2 separate regions of the Mus musculus genome follow, and region 1 is linked to region 2. The links are chromatin loops, found by intact Hi-C in ENCODE. Cell type or tissue: heart. All regions are shown on one strand.

Region 1 (8,000 bases), 380 kb before region 2:
TGCAGAGGACCCGGATTCAGTTCCCAGTAACCACACTGTGCCTCACAACCATCCATAGCTCCAGTTCCAGGGAACTGGGAAGTCCTCATCTGACCTCCTCAGGCACCAGCAAACAAGTGATGCACAGATATACATGTAGACAAAGCAGGCATACACATTAAAATAAAATGGAAATTCATTTTTAGTTTGTTTTTTTTTTTTTTTTTTAGTTTTTTCGAGACAGGGTTTCTCTGTATAGCCCTGGCTGTCCTGGAACTCACGCTGGAGACCAGGCTGGCCTCAGACTCAGAAATCTGCCTGCCTCTGTCTCCCAAGTGCTGGGATTAAAGGCATGCAACACCACTCCCGGCGGAAATTCATTTTTAAAATAAGTCTTTTTTTTTTTTTTTTCTTCCTTAGGCTAGGTATGGTGGTACATGTTTTTATTCCAGCATTCAGGAAGCAGAGGCAGGAGGATCTCCATTTACTGAGCCCACCAACTCAAAAAAAAAAAAAAAAAAAAAAAAAAAAAAAGAAAAGAAAAAAAAGAAAAGGAAAAGAAAGAAAAAAAGGAAAGAAAAGAAAAGGAAATAAAGAAAACAAAAGAAAAAAAATCCTCCCTTAAATCACATAGACAAATCAGTGAAATCCTAGACGCCAGGGCCCATGGTGCCAGAGGCTAGAAGGACGGCTGCGTGGTTGAGAGAGCTTGCTGTACAAACCCGAGGACCAGAGTTCAGAGCCCAGCATCCGGACAGTAAGCAGCACATCCCCTAAATACCTTTAACTCCAGCTCTGTGGAACCTGACACTCTTCTAGCCATGTGTACCCATATGCACACATATGTACATGGGTGTACATGCTCAGACAGGCACATATATACACATAAATGAGATAAATCTTTAAAAAAATATATAACATCCCCAGTGCCTGCACATAGGAGATTATCAATAAATAGCTGAACTATAGATATGGGCAATCAAAAAAGGTAAGATCACTAAGAGGAGAACCTGAGCTGAGTCTCAAGTGATTGATGCTTCCAGGCAAAGAACTAGCTCCAATAATGTCTTAGTGATGTTGCTGGGGGCGGAACCCAAGGGCATATGCCTTCTAGTGCTGTAGTCTCTGAACCATCTTCAAATAACATCTTGAATTAAGATCCACCTGCCCTGAGACCATTTTTAAATATAATAACCACTGAACACATGGCCAGGCATGTTGGTGGGGCACACCTTTAATAACAGCACCCTGAAAACAGAGGCAGGAGAACCTCTGTGAGTTTGAGGCCAGCCTGGTCTACAGAGGAAGTTCTAGGATATCCAGAGCTATACAAAGAGACCATATCTCAAAATAAATAAGTAAATAAATAGTTTTTAAAAATTTTAAACACAAAATTACAGTATAGCCCACAATTTGCTAATTACTATAAACCTAGCTAATTACGTATACAAAGCCAACTTTAAAGAGACTTACTTAGCATTTTAAGAAATGGAAAGAGGTAATAGGCATACAATTTTGATTTTATTTAAAGCACACAAGTCGGTCTGAAGAGATGGCTCAGGGATTAAGAGCACTGATTGCTCTTCCAGAGGTCCTGAATTCAATTTACAGCAACCACATGGTAGCTCATAACTGTCTGTAATGGGATCGGATGCCCTCTTCTGGTGTGTCTGAAAACAGCTACACTGCACTCAAATAAAAATAAAATAAAAATAAATAAAATAGCTGGGCGTGGTGGCGCATGCCTTTAATCCCAGCACTCGGGAGGCAGAGGCAGGCGGATCTCTGAGTTCAAGGCCAGCCTGGTCTCCAAAGTGAGTTCCAGGACAGCCAAGGCTACACAGAGAAATCCTGTCTTGAAAAACCAAAAATAAATAAATAAATAAACAATAAAATAAAAATAAATCTTAAAAAAATAAATCCCACAGGTCTATAATGTATTTAATGCCACTTTCTCGAAGTATAATGAAGTAACTTTTCAGATAATTGATATCTCTAGACAAATTACCGTATTTTCATCATCCCCCAAAATCTCTCTGGCTTCTTCATAACTACAGAACTCCTCATAGCACTCTCTCTCCAGGTCCCCAGGAGTGAAGAGTTCTAGATCAAACCTATTGTTCAGGAGGCGGCGGTGCATAAAGATGTTTGCTGCTTCTTTTGACGCAAAGACTAAAAGAGAAAAAGAAAAAAAAAAGATGTCAAACGCAATAAAGATAATGCAGAAACTTCCCGTTTTACCTGGAGGAAAAAGAAATCATTCTCTTGACTTGGGTGAACTGTACCAGCCTCTCCTGGATGCCTTTCACATTGGCCTCCGCAAGTAGCATCCGTAAAGGCATCCTGGGAAATGTTGGCAATTCCAGACAATACATGAGGTGCTTATGCCCCAAATTATTAATATAAAAATTATTAAAGGATGACTATCTTTCTAGATGATTTTTTCCACTGTAAACAGCGGATGAGACGACTCTATTTCCCAAGGTTAGTTCCCTAATAATTTTCCTTCCCACCTTTTTTCTTTATAGGATCCAACTGAGGGCCTATTACTAATAAGTTACTATGCTTTTTTGGTGCATGTGTGTTTGAGTGTGTGTGTGTGTGTGTGTTTGTAATGTATGTTTATGTGTGCACATGTGTGTATTTGTATGTGAGATATGTGTGCTCATGTGTTGGTGCTCCTACCCATCTGGAGGCCAGAAGAGAATGTTAGGTGTCCTGTTCCATCTCTCTCCATCTCTTACTCTCTGAGGGAGAGTCTCTCACTGAACCTGAAACTTGTAACACTGGTTATTCTGCCTGGTCAGCAAACTCCCAGACTCTACCTGTACTGGGGCTACAGGTACATGAATCTGTGGCTTTTTCATGAGTGATGTAGATCAAGGTGGAAGTTGTCAGGGTTACATAACAAGAGCTCTTACCCATTCAGCTGTCTCCCCAGCCCCAAATTAACATTTATAGGTTGAGGGTTTTATACAAGCTTATACTAAAAGACAGAATTCTATACTCCTAAATTTATAAAATCATATGCTAATTAGGAGATTAATTCACATCCATTCATCCCACCCTCCAGATAAATGCCCACAGTACTTTGTGGGATCTCTTCTAGTTAGAACTATAATGAGGCGGAACGTTTGAGAAGGTGAGGCAGGAGGACCTTGACCTGGAAGTCAGCCTGGGCTACACAGCAAAGTTGATAGCAAAAAACGAGGAAGGGGGACAGCAATATGATTTCTGTGATTATTATTATTATTATTATTATTGTTATTATTATTATTATTATCATTATTCCAGAGTGTTAATGTCCTACTCTTCTTTCCTGGCAGTGCTGGAGCTGGAAGCCAGGGCATCACATGTGCTGGGCCAGCACTCTTTCATGGAGCCTCAGGCCCGGTCCTAGTGACAGTTTTTCTGTTATAACAACATTCAAGCTAACCTTATATATAACCTTCAAGGCCAGCTCCGTTTTCCCCTGCTTGCCTCATGCTCTCAGGAGAAACGCTGTCAAGTTTGCTTCTGTTTGTTAAGCAGCAAACTTCCCTGGAGTGCCCAGGGCTCCCAGTGAGGGCTGCTACCTTCTTCCTTCCTTTTGACCACTGTGTGTGTAGCAGGGGTGGGGGGTGGGGGGTGGGGGGTGTGCATGACTTTTGAGCCTGTGTTTCTCTTGTACTGAATGCTCCTAAGAGGTTGCCTGTCCATGCAGCCCATTGTTACAAAAGCACTACTAAGATATTCCATCCTTCTCTTCTGTTTCCTAAATGAGATCCTTCTGTTTCAACAGCGTCCTAAGAGTTTTAGCAGACCTCTCTGGGGGCTCCCTTCCCCACCCTCAGTTTCAGTAATAATCACTTCCAGATTTACAATCTCACTTTGTATAGTTTCAGTTACCCTAGGCCAGCCAATGCCTAAACATATAGAATGGAAGAATCACACAGCATCCTGAGTAATATGCTCCTGCCCTTCCATTTAGTTCTGTCACAGCATCCACTCCCTGCCTGTTAGCCATTTTGAACAGACCATGTCTGATGGTATGTCAGGTTTATCCACAGGTTTTAGTACTATCTGAGGTCTCAGGGATCTGTGGGGGTGGAGGGGTGGGGGCTGGGAGGTCAGGGGTAGGGGTGAGAGTGGTGTGGTGGCTGGAACACACCGACTGAAGATAAGGGGAGGGGTAGTGTGCCTCTAGCATTCCCATGAGACTGTCTCATGTGCAGATGGGAAGCTCTGCCTGTGCCTGTGTCTCACAAGGCTCTCCCAGCGTGAGCAGCTGCTGCTTACTCTTCCTGTGTGCTTCAGGGGCCTCCCTTCCCGTCTCACTTCTGTCACTAAGCTTTGATTGTGTAATTAGATCAGGGACTTGCACTTGTTTGTTTGTTTGTTTGTTTGTTTTTTGAGACAGGATTTCTCTGTGTAGCCCTGGCTATCCTGGAACTCACTCTGTAGACCAGGCTGGCCTGGAACTCAGAAATCCACCTGCCTCTGCCTCCCAGGTGCTGGGATTAAAAACATGCGCCACCATTGCCTGGCTTGCATTTCTTAAATAAAGAAAATATCTAATAAAAACAAAGCAAAACAAACAAAAAATATCCTCATTCTAAGGTTAATCTAGCACAGCATCTATCATTTGCATTGTTAAATACTTTTTTAATGAAAAAATGTAAATGAGCTAAATACCTAATAGAAAATGGAAAAAAAAAAAAAAGAAAGAAAGAAAAATGGAATTAGAATGAAGGGCTTCATGTTCTTGGCTCAGAAGAAAGCTCTTCCTAAGTCAAGAATGACAGTCCTTTCTCCATCTCTAGCGGCCAGCAGAGGGCCTGACACACAAAGTGTGCTTATATATGACTCCTGACTCATTTTCATTTCCTGCAACCAACTGTAGCCCTCTGCACTTGGCTCTGACTTCTGGATTATTTTATGTTTGTGACAGTAACTCCAGTGCCTGACATGTGTATAAATGAATGCACTCACAACCATCCCAGAGAACAGTCTCTGTGTCTTACCTGAGCATGGACCATTACTACAGGTAGACTTAGGGATAATGGGGGGCTCGGGGAAACACAAGGACCCCTTTTATTCTAACAACCTCTCTCATGTTTCAAATTTGCCTCTTCAAATTGCCTAGAACTTTACCGTTAGAATGTGATTCCTTTAGGCCGAAGTATTGCCCTTTCCTAACAGACACACACACACACACACACACACACACACACACACACACACACACACACGGAGTGAGGGAGCACACTTCATCAATCATTAAAATGTCTGTCAGGAGTATTAATGGCAGATCCTACTGAGAACTGGATCTGATAAAGGGGATAAGGGATAATAAAGGACAGGAATGTGTGAGTTGAGTAACCCCAAGGTGCTGGTGCTTGTGGCAAAAGCCAGTGACTAAGTAGGGGGAAGGAAGCGGAGAGCTAGGGCTTTTTTTTTTCTTTTTCTTTTTTTCCTTCTCACTTCAGATTTTGCCAGGTTAGGCTTTTTAAATGGAAGCAGGAACCAATTTGTGACCTGTAACCGAAAATCCTGGGCCAGCAAACTACACTTAATCTCTCAAGCATCTGCCTTTATCTACACAACGTTTGGAACAATGACCAGAAGGGTCATCCTACCTTCCAGCCCTTGCTCTGGATCTCACAAATCCAGACTAGGGGACAGGATGTGGCTCAGCGGTAGAGCACTTGTCTATATGGGGACTCCCAGCGGTGCACAAACAAGTCCTGACAAGAGTCTGGCCTCCCTGTCAGTCTTCCAAGAAGCAGCCTTCCTCTTTATAACTAACACACAGCTTCATCTAGGAAACGACAACTCACTGACTTTCGGACTTCGAAAAAGGCTTTCAATTTAGTCAACCACAAACCAGGTGTTAAACATCTGTTTACTAAGGGAGATACGTTTGTACATATTATAGTTAAAAACCCACAACTCTAAACAAGAAAGCCACAAATTAAAACATAGGATATGCTGTTGCACTGTGGTTCACGGGGGCGTGTAATTCCCCCTACCACACTTTGGCTTGAGATCTACACAGTAGACCGCAACTGGTTTCAGAAGTGTTTTCCCCCAATCGGCAGCCATGCTTGCTTACCTTCTTCTGGGGCATGTTCGGAATCCTTTAGGCTTCTGATACAATGAGGAACTGCGAGGGTAAGTCTGGGCAGCTGGCTGAGTACGATCAGAAGTGGAAACATAGTCTAGCAACTGTCAAACAAACTAAAACAAAAGTGACAACGACATTAAAAGAAAAGAAAAGAAGCAGGCCAAGTCTCAGCCTGTTGGGTTTTAGTCGGAACTGAGTCAACAACGACCTGTTGCACCCCACGGGTCGCTCTTAATCTATGGGACCCAAGGCGCTCCGGGCAGGTGGCACCTCCGGAGCGCCTGGGAACAAAAGGTACTCCCGGGAAGCTGCGGAGGAGAGTTCGGACACTGGCCCAGGCAGACGCGACTCTCGCCCACGCTGACAGGCAGCTAGGTGCTGGAATGCCACTGTCGAGACATCGTCTCTGGATGACTCTCCCACTCCTCCCCGCCCCGCCTCGCCGCTGGTCGCCGCACCTGTGTCCCCGGGCGCATGTTCCAGCAGCCCCTGGGCGGGAACCGAGTTATCCGCTTGGCCCGAGAGGTGGCCTGGCCCTGAGTCGCGGACGCCTCTGGATCTCGGCGACAGTCGGAGCCTAGCTCTTCGCGGCTCCAAGGCGACACCAGGACGCAAAAGAGGCGCCCAGGATCCGCGCAGGGGCGCTCGGGGAACGTGCGCCGCACGGGGCCCAGCTTGTGTGCTGGAGCCACTCCCACCGCTACCGGACGAGGAGGTCACCTGGCAGCGCTCCACCTCCCGCTCTCGGTCCCCAGCCCTTCTCGACTGAGACCCGGACGCTCACACTTTGGCGGCCTATCAGAGCGCCCTCCCGAGGTTACCTTCGGTCAGCTGTTCTCGCAGGGTGGTCCAGGGATGAGAACATAGCATTCATCCGAGAAAATATACTTTGTTAGTGATTTGCATTGTCACATGACCAAAAATCAATTAATAGCAATTACAAAGTTCTCAGATGTATTTCACCAGGTCTGGGTTGTCTACAAAAATACTTTCAAATATGTCCCCGAGTCAAAATTGTTTCCACGACAACAATGCAAGGTTTCACCTCTTTTACTTTCATTCTTTCCCTCCTTGGGTTTACAGTGGAAATTTCCAGAAGCTGTTTGACATGTGATGATATCATCACTCTGCTAACTAATAAGCCTCCAGTGGATGAATACTTGTGATGCTTAATATCTTCCATACTACTAGGTTAGTGTCGGTATGTAAATTTAAACAAAATGTGACAAATTGTGTTTGTTCTCAGAATATTTCTGCTTTTATTAGATATCTTTGGCCGTAGCTACCCATATACCCAGACAGCTAAAAAGTTCATCCTTCTTGAACAAATAATCTTAGATCTTGAACTTTTCGTTGAGTTTTTTTCTTTTTTCTTTTTTTTTTTTTGAAACAGCAAGAGCATAAGCACCCTTAATTGTCATGAGATGAAGTTAAATTTTGAAAATTTCTCTATTTAAAAATGTTGTGTGAGAGATATAATTAAAAATAATTCAAGAGGCCCAGAGCTCGAGGTGTGAGAAGATAGGAGAACAGTGTCTCACCACACTCTTCATGTCCAAACAGCATGCGCTGTTACTCTTGGGAACGCTATTTAAATTTTGCTCTTTGGCCAGAGTAGCCTGGAACTTCATACAGTTGAAACAGAGCACAGTGAAATGGCATTCCCACTCCTTTCTAGTCTCCAGTTAATTCACTTTTCACCAAATTTGTTTTCTTCCCTGAAAGGCTATTATCTATTTTATTCTGATTAATGGATTCAAGTAAGAATTTCCATATGTTTTGCAGACGTTGTTTTTGTTTCCTTCCAAACACTATCCATGCCCCACGCCCTAGAGGCTTAAGCGGTCTGGAAAATGGAGTCTGCTCTTTCACCTTACTTAAGCAGTGGAGATCAGACTGTGGAGAAGCTAGAAAT
Region 2 (8,000 bases):
GAGAGAGAGAGCGCGAGACGGGGGGGGGGGGGGGGGGGGAGAAGGGGAGGGAGAGAGGAGGGGGTTTCTGGAGAGTAGGGGTCAGTTTATTTGCTGTTCTTTTGGAGAACATCACCCCCCACTGCATCCCCACTGTCTACTGGGGCTGGAATTTTCTCAACCCTCCCTGTAAAGGGTTCGCAGTGTAACCTGGCTCAGGCTCGACTGCTCTCTTTTGGCCTTTTTAGGGTCTCGCATACAACATTCTGCTTTCACCCTGGGAGCGTGGAGGCAGCTGAGGCTTGGGGCAGTTTCTGTTGGCTGGGACCTTTGGAGTAGAGAGTAGCTGGGCTCTCTCTCTCCCACAGGCTTGGGGGCAGGCAGCCATATCAGCCCCCTGACCCTTTAGCACCTCCTGCATCCTGCTGCTCACGGGAGGCTCGAAGGTTGGTGCATAGCGGGAGCTGCTTGTGAAAGATGTTCTGTTTGTGTTGGATTCCAGGCGCAGGGAATAATTAGGGGAGTGACATGCTGTTAAAGTTGAGGCTTTTCCTCGTGGGCTGGACTACAAGGCTGCTGGCAGAGGACATGTACGCCTGTGTGCCTCTGAGGAACCCCAAGCTGGAGATAGAGGAAGAAACTTTGGAATTTCCCATAGTTCCTTCTGGATGGACGACTGTCGAGAAGCCCTGGAAGTTACTGATGTGAAGTGAAATGCTTGATACTCAAGGCAGCTGAGGACCTTACAGGGCCCCTAGCCAAAGCCCTATGTCAAGTCAGCGTGTAGAGATAACAGTGCTGAAAGAACCAGATGTTCTGGGAAATGCCAGTAGCCAGCGAGGGAAAAAGTTCTTTCTTAGACTGTCCAGCCCAGTACCTGGCAGCACTGGCATATGGTGGATGTTTAATGACTGCTCTTTGAAGCAGGAAGCGTGTTTCCAGCCTGGCTGTGTCAGGGTTCTGCTAACATTAGATTTCATAAATACAGGCCCTGGGTTCACAGCCCTATCACGTCACTTCCAAGCTGTCTCTGTGGGAGGCTATCAGTGTGGTGCTGATGTCTATAGGGTGAGCCATGAGGATCAGAAGGAGTGTCTAGAACAGACTGTGGCACATGGTAATGGGACAAGTGACAAAAATAATCATAGACTGTAGACAAGGTAAGGGCTCCTTTATGAGGGAGATGGGGAACAGGGTCAGGAAGAGCTCAACAGCTAGGTAAAAGAAGAACGTTTTCATAGTCAGACTGCGTATGAGCTTCATTATTTTGGGGCTCCTTAAACTTTATATGTGTTTGTAAGTGTTTTAGCATTTGCTCAGTATGTAGTTAAAGCATGAAACCTTTGCTCTCCCATGCGATGGGCTGCCTTTCAGTTCTCCTCAGACCACTGAGGCATTAACTTGGACAACCTGCCTTATTCTTGCATGACTTTGTGAGGAAGTGCAGTTATTGCATCCAGTTCACAGGTGGGAAAACTGAGGCTGAACAGCTTTTTCCAGCCACAGGATTTCTCTGAACCCCGAAAGAGGATGTATCCTCTGCCATTTCCCTGGGTGACCATGCAACCCCATCCCTCCTCTGGGTACTTTCCGTAAGACACATTTTGGAAATGTACCCAGACTGGGCCTCCTGGAAAGGAGAAAGCCGGGTGCTCTGCTGTACATTTGGTGCCTGTTCTGCCCCACGCTATAGCCAGGATGCCTCCCACCAGCAGCCCAGGCCCGGGAGGCTGGGTTTAGGTGTCAAGGCTGGAACCTGCCTATTTCCTTCCTGTAGCTGTTCTAGGCTCCAGTCGCCATGGATTTATAGCCAATGGAGGGTACAGTATACACTTTGAAAGGAAGATGGGTGAGGAATTCACAAGTGTCTCTGAGGAGTTGGAACATTACCGGGGCATCTTCCTTCTAACCGATGCACACTACTCTTTTAAAGACCCAGAGAAGGCAGAGGCCCTCTTTCTACTTATTCTTGGTGCTCGGCTAGTATTCCTGTTTGGATCCTGTTTTTTAAAAACAGGGTCCTTACATTTAGACACATCGTGTGTGTCATTTAACACTAGATCATCAGATGAACTCATCTCCAGGACTGGGCCAGCTCCCCTGGGGACATTCAAGGACATGGTGCTAGTAAAATCAAAGGCTCTCCATGACAAAAAGACATTCTTGTGATTTTTAAAAAGCTAACACAATAAACTTAATATAAAATGTACCATTTGGACTCATTTTTAGGTGTTCAGTGGTAATAAGGAAACTGACAGTGTTGAGCAACAGTCACCACCAGGATTGTCCATCTCAGAGACTCCATTTTGTAAAGCCAAAACTCTGAACTGATTAACCTGTAACTTCTGCAGCCCCACCCCCACCCCCCGCCAGTCATGGCCCTTCTATTACTCTGCATAGCTTTGACTAATCTGAACATCGTATAGGAACCTCACAAACACATATGCTTTTGCACTTTGCTGATTTTATTTAACATAATGCCTTCGAGGTTCAGCTGTGCTATAGATCAGAACCTTCTTTTTAAGGCTGGGTCATGCTCTACTCTGTAGATATACCATTCATTATTTATTATTCATTCACGTACCCTTAGATACTTGGGCATCTGGATTGCCTGGATTGGCCTTCCATACATAATGGGGATTCCTCCTGGATCTATGTTAATTAGGTCTGAGTTGATAGAGAAATTACAAATCCTTTCACTAAACCAAGATGTCAAATTGAGTCCATAAGTTCTAAATTCCATTTTGAAGTGGCCATGGGTAGCTGTAGTTGTGTACTTGAGTGGGACTATGTGGGAGGAGCTAGGCAGTGACTCCTGGCGGGGCTCCCGATGAATTCTGTAGGGAGAAGGGCTATCTTAGGGGCAGTAGTTCTATGCTGGGGCCCTGTGCAGTCCAGGTCTTGGCAAAGCCTCAGGTATTTCTGTCCAGAGGTTGAAAAGTCAGCTGAACTGGTTGGAAAGCCAGGCCTGGATTGCACAGAGGAGGAATATACTTGCTTCCCAGACACATACTGACTGGGGGCTACTGTTGGGTCATAACTTTGAATGGATAGAAGGGTAGATTAGGAAAAAGCTAAAGGGGGAAGGTGGGACAGAGGGGTGTAATGTAACAACCCTCAAATGTCGCTTCCCTCAGCTCGCCTTTCCATGGTGTCCTTTTCTCCCCAAGGAAAGGTTTTGAGTCAGAGAAAACCAGTTTGTAGTTTGTAGATATTCCATATGTTCAGGCTGCTTTAGCAGTAGGCAGTTGATACATTTTATTCAGGGAGACTAGCTTTGTCTTCTGTACCTGTGGGTCCCCACGTTGTATTGAGGTACTGCAGGCAGCACAGTGTACACTCAGGGTGGCTGAGAGGTCTTTACAATGTTGGAGGAAAACAGCTGTACTCAGCACCTCTGTGTGGGATGTCCATGAACTACTGGCCCGAGTAGTTCATAGTTTCAAAGTGAACTTGCGCAGCATGCCTCTCCATGATGTCATATCTTTAGGATGCTTGGTTTCCTTTGGTTGTCTGATAGACATAGAGTTCCTTGTAAAATTCAGTGGAATAAGAAACAGCAATGGAGGAGACACGGGGGAGTTTCCTGTATTTTTGATTGGCACAGTGGTTATGTGGATATTAAGTATATTAAAATTCATTGAGCTGTTAAAATAAAGAGTAGTGGCATTCTTGTTGATTTCTCAATGCCTAATAAGTAATTGTGATTAGTGAAGAATGGAATAAAAATAGTACATTGAAACTTTCATATGTGCTAATTTTTCAAGCAGCTACTGAATTTTAGGGCATAGATACTTAATTCATTGACTGAACAAATTGAACTCTTAGTATATGTTCCATTCCAGGGCTACCATGCAAATTACTGACACAGTAAAGATACTATGTACCAAGAGAGTGTGGGAATCTCTTGCTTTATTCTATCAGAAACTACCCCAGATGTTGTATTTACTCTTAAGTATATCAGACTCGGGATTGGAGATGAGATGGCAAGAGAAATTAAACACTGCTTAGAGATTTTCCAAAGTAAATTCCTGCAATGGTTAATGTAAATCACCAACTTGACACAATTTAGAATGACCAGGGAAAGTAGTCTCTGTGAGGGATTGTCCAGGATTGCCCGTGAGCATGTCTGTGGAATCTTAGCTATGGTAATCGAGGTAAGAAGACCCACCCACTGTGAGTGGCGCCCTTCCGTGGGCAGGGAGATCCTAGACGGTATAGAGAGAGCAAGCTGAGTGACAGCCCACGTGTACGTGAAGTCACTGTTCTGTGACTACTGCCTCACCTTGACATCTCCCAAATGACGTGCTGTAATCTGGAACAGTGATTCAAGTCAGCCTCTCCCCATTTAGTTGCTTTTGCCGGGATATTTCATCATAGCAATGGGACAGGAAGCTAAGACCCTTGCATCCTTTGGTCACATAATGAATATGGATTGGCTGTATAAAATTTAGAAAGAGGAAACATGGAAGAAAGAAGCAGTCCACCTTCACTCCAGGTCATGAGGACTGCTACAACCTGGTGGATATTTTTTAGATTTTTTTCCCCCTGTGGGAGGAAAATTTAACACTTTACCAAACTTGGATCATATATACTGTACTTGGTTGTTAATTTAAACTTTTTATGGTTTTAGAGTCATCTTCCCAGTCAGTGTGCATACAGTCCAAATCACATGTAACGAATATCCATTGTTACTTTAAATAAACAAACAATTTCTAGGGAGAAAAGCTTCAATTCTGAAGCCTTTGCTAATTGTAGGGTGATTGCACTAACAGTGGCCCAACTCTGCCCCCTTGTGGCTGGATGCAATAATTAATCTTTTCCTATAACTTGTACAGTGTGAGGTAGGACTTGCATTCTGACACAGAGACTGTGGAATGAGATTTTTTTTTAAAGGAGTTCATAGTTGATAAGGAGATGTGAGGCTTCTATAAATAGGTGAATAACTATGAAACAAATGTTCCACTGTTGTCATGGGAGCCACAGTTAAAATTCCATATTGTCCTGATGATTAAAGGTCACGTCACACAGCAGCAGTAACAGAGGTAGCAGACATTATTGATTGCTTGTGACCCAGGAAGTGCTCTTTGCATTTTTCATTGAAAGCATAGAATTTATCTCTTGTAGGCCTTTAAATACTGGTAGAATTTTAGCCTAGAAGGCTGATGAGATGATAGAATGGAGGGAAGGGGGCAGTGCTCCATGCAGAGGATGGAGGGAGGGGGAGGTGCTCCATGCAGAGGATGGAGGGAGGGGGAGGTGCTCCATGCAGAGGATGGAGGGAGGGGGAGGTGCTCCATGCAGAGATGGAGGGATGGGGAGGTGCTCCATGCAGAGGATGGAGGGAGGGGGTGGTGCTCCATGCAGAAGATGGAGGGAGGGGGAGGTGCTCCATGCAGAGGATGGAGGGATGGGGAGGTGCTCCATGCAGAGGATGGAGGGGGTGGTGCTCCATGCAGAGGATAGAGGGAGGGGGTTGTGCTCCATGCAGAGGATGGAGGGAGGGGGCAGTGCTCCAAGCAGAGGATGGAGGGAGGGGGTTGTGCTCCATGCAGAGGATGGAGGGAGGGGGTTGTGCTCCATGCAGAGGATGGGGTGAAGGAGTGGTGCTCCATGCAGAGGATGGAGGGGGGATGGTGCTCCATGCAGAGGATAGGGGGATGGTGCCCCATGGAGAAGCTGGAGGGATCTGCACAGTAGGAACAGGCTTTACAGATCCGTAGGGGTGGAGTGGGCAGTGACAGGAAAGGATCTTAAATCCCATGCTAAAAACACGACGTTGGCTCTGTTGACAGGTAGAGAATCAGAGATCCGAGCTTTTTGATGGACAGTCATTGGATCAGAACTGGGCTTTGGGACAGTTACACTTCAGCAGTGTGGAAGATGAGAGAGTCAAACCGAGGGACCAGTTAGGAGGATACAGCCGTGGTCCAGCTGGGCTCTGATACAGTTCTGAAGAGGGGAAGGAGATGAGTCTGAACTTGGTTAGGATGTTTCTCTTTTCCAGCGGTTAGATGGTAGCTGGAAAGCAGAGCAATAACGTTTCTCCTTTTCCAGTGTGGGTAACAGCAAGGGTTTCTCAGAACAGGAACAAGCAGGATTTGGACTCCATGGGTGGCAGAGACCTGGCTTTGTGCTGTGAAGGAAAGAGCAGCAGGTTTACAGCTGTTTTAAAAGATGGCATACTTGATGAGACAACGGAGCTCAGTGTGCCTCCCACAACGATCAGGTTTAGTTTACGAATGCTTCTTAGTATCCTAAACACCTGCAGTTGTGAAGCTCAAAGCAAGGTCTGCCAGTCTCAGAACCTTCTTGATGGGTTCAGCTGTGTTCAGAGGACGTGGCAGCCGCCTCTGAAATGCAAGCTAGGAACATAAGTCGGTACTTATCCTTACAGTAGGAATGAATGCGACCCCACTCCTAGCGCGGTGTGGTCTGTCTTCGCTGGGACCACGTGGACATGTCCTCGGAGTTGGAACAACCATGGTGTAGATAGAAGTGATTCTGTTGATGATCTCTTTCTCCGTAACCACCGGACTTTTCTGCCCCAGTGGTCCTTTTAAATACTCTTCCTGGAGAAATTACTTTGAACTATAATTTTAAAAGATGAACTAACTTGGATGAGGAAGGAAATATTGGGTACTTCTAGGGTCTAGAATTCGGGAGGCTCTACATGGCTTTCACCCCTGAATGTCAGAGACTGTTTTCCTGCTCATGAGCAAAGAGGTGTGACTGAATACCATATATAAAAAAGTGAGTTTTGAGTGTGTGGATCACTAATTAACATGCTTGAGTTGTCTCTAACCTTACTGGAACCATAATTCAAAGCTGATTTGGCATTAGTACACAACGGTATCATATTTCAAGCTCTACCAGATCTGAGTTATGTACTTTATTACTTTTTAACTGTTTAAATGACATTCGTGTTAATAGGCTTTAACATCAACAGGCAGATGGTTGGGACGGCTCATGGCTACTTGAGTCTTCATGGCTAATTGGGCACACATGTACTAAATTTGCCCCTCTACTTGGAAGTGAAGGATTTTTTTTACTAAATATGAGCAGATTTTTTTTTCAATACCAGGCAGCTTATTTTCATTTGCTTAAGTAGTCTTAAAAACACGAACCGTTTTTCAGCATCATGTCTTAATGTGTTAACAGTTTTGGTTTTAAAGAACAGATTTCTTTCAGTGGCTTAAATGAGAATTCACACAAATCATAACCTTTTAATTAAAGGCAATATGTTTTCATGCCAGACGTTCTGAAGAATTTCCAGTGACCCAAGAAGGAACACATTTCTGGGCTGGAAGTATGAGTCTGGGACCCTTCAGAAGCCTGGCAGAAAGGCCTGATGGAGGATTTGAAACAGGAAAAAGATTAATAAAAACAACATCAGGGCAGTTTTCAGCTCACGTGATGTGGGTAGTAACATAATTTTCTGTATCATAGGATGGTGCTATGAAGCGTTGGTGTTGCCAAATACTTCTAACCCAAACGCGCACATATGACTGCCGCCGCTGGCTTTGGCATTGCAAAGACATCCCAGGAAATCTGGATGAAGCTAGCAGAAGTTATTATGTTTCAAAGACAATTAGGAAGGGTCTGACCAGCAGACTGGAAAACAAGAGACTTAGATGTTTGAAACTGGAAGGCTCCTTGAAAACTCTTGCTGTCCAGTTATTACCGAGGCAGCTTGTTGGGAAATCGAATATTCCTCGGGTGAAACAAAAAGACTTAGGGACCAGGAGGTAGACAGTTTCTAATGTAATCACTGCCTGGCTCTCACCTCGCCCGTCACCAAGCATGTGATCTTCTCGGTTTCTGTTTGTTGTTCTAACGGTGACTATATGGACTTTTACCAACTCACAACGCTTTTGTGAGGATCCTAATGAGTATATAGATGGGTCTCTCTTCATTATTTGCATCCTTTTATTTTCCCATTTTAACAGTTACAAAACCACTAAAGCATTACACAAATTTAAGTGTGTGTGTGTGTGTGTGTGTGTGTGTGTATGGAGGTC

What was found. Hi-C counts contacts between places; a loop is a spot of excess contacts. Peaks named below come from ENCODE experiments on the same cell type or tissue, not always from the same donor. Only the 100,000 strongest peaks of a DNase experiment are listed, where the experiment ranks them.
Region 1: it touches region 2 in a loop (3-fold over the local background); 2 of 42 quality-filtered maps call a loop at or near these places.

Annotation. Positions count from the first base shown.
Region 1 is chr2:104,843,003-104,851,002 of GRCm38, forward strand. Prrg4 (proline rich Gla (G-carboxyglutamic acid) 4 (transmembrane)) reads right to left here and starts at 6,848. Exons shown (of 6, transcript NM_178695.5): 1 at 6,544-6,848; 2 at 6,074-6,198; 3 at 1,988-2,151. The coding sequence starts at 6,176. In heart, CTCF peaks have their summits at 4,782 (motif pointing right), 6,743 and 6,946; a DNase peak (open chromatin) is centred at 6,759; H3K4me3 peaks cover 1,431 bases; H3K27ac peaks cover 610 bases; H3K27me3 peaks cover 117 bases.
Region 2 is chr2:105,225,751-105,233,750 of GRCm38, forward strand. All of the region lies in intron 1 of Them7 (thioesterase superfamily member 7), which reads left to right. Among named protein-coding and RNA genes, the nearest start is that of Them7, 5.4 kb to the left of the region's middle. In heart, a CTCF peak has its summit at 4,771 (motif pointing left); a DNase peak (open chromatin) is centred at 2,841; H3K27ac peaks cover 607 bases; H3K27me3 peaks cover 1,024 bases.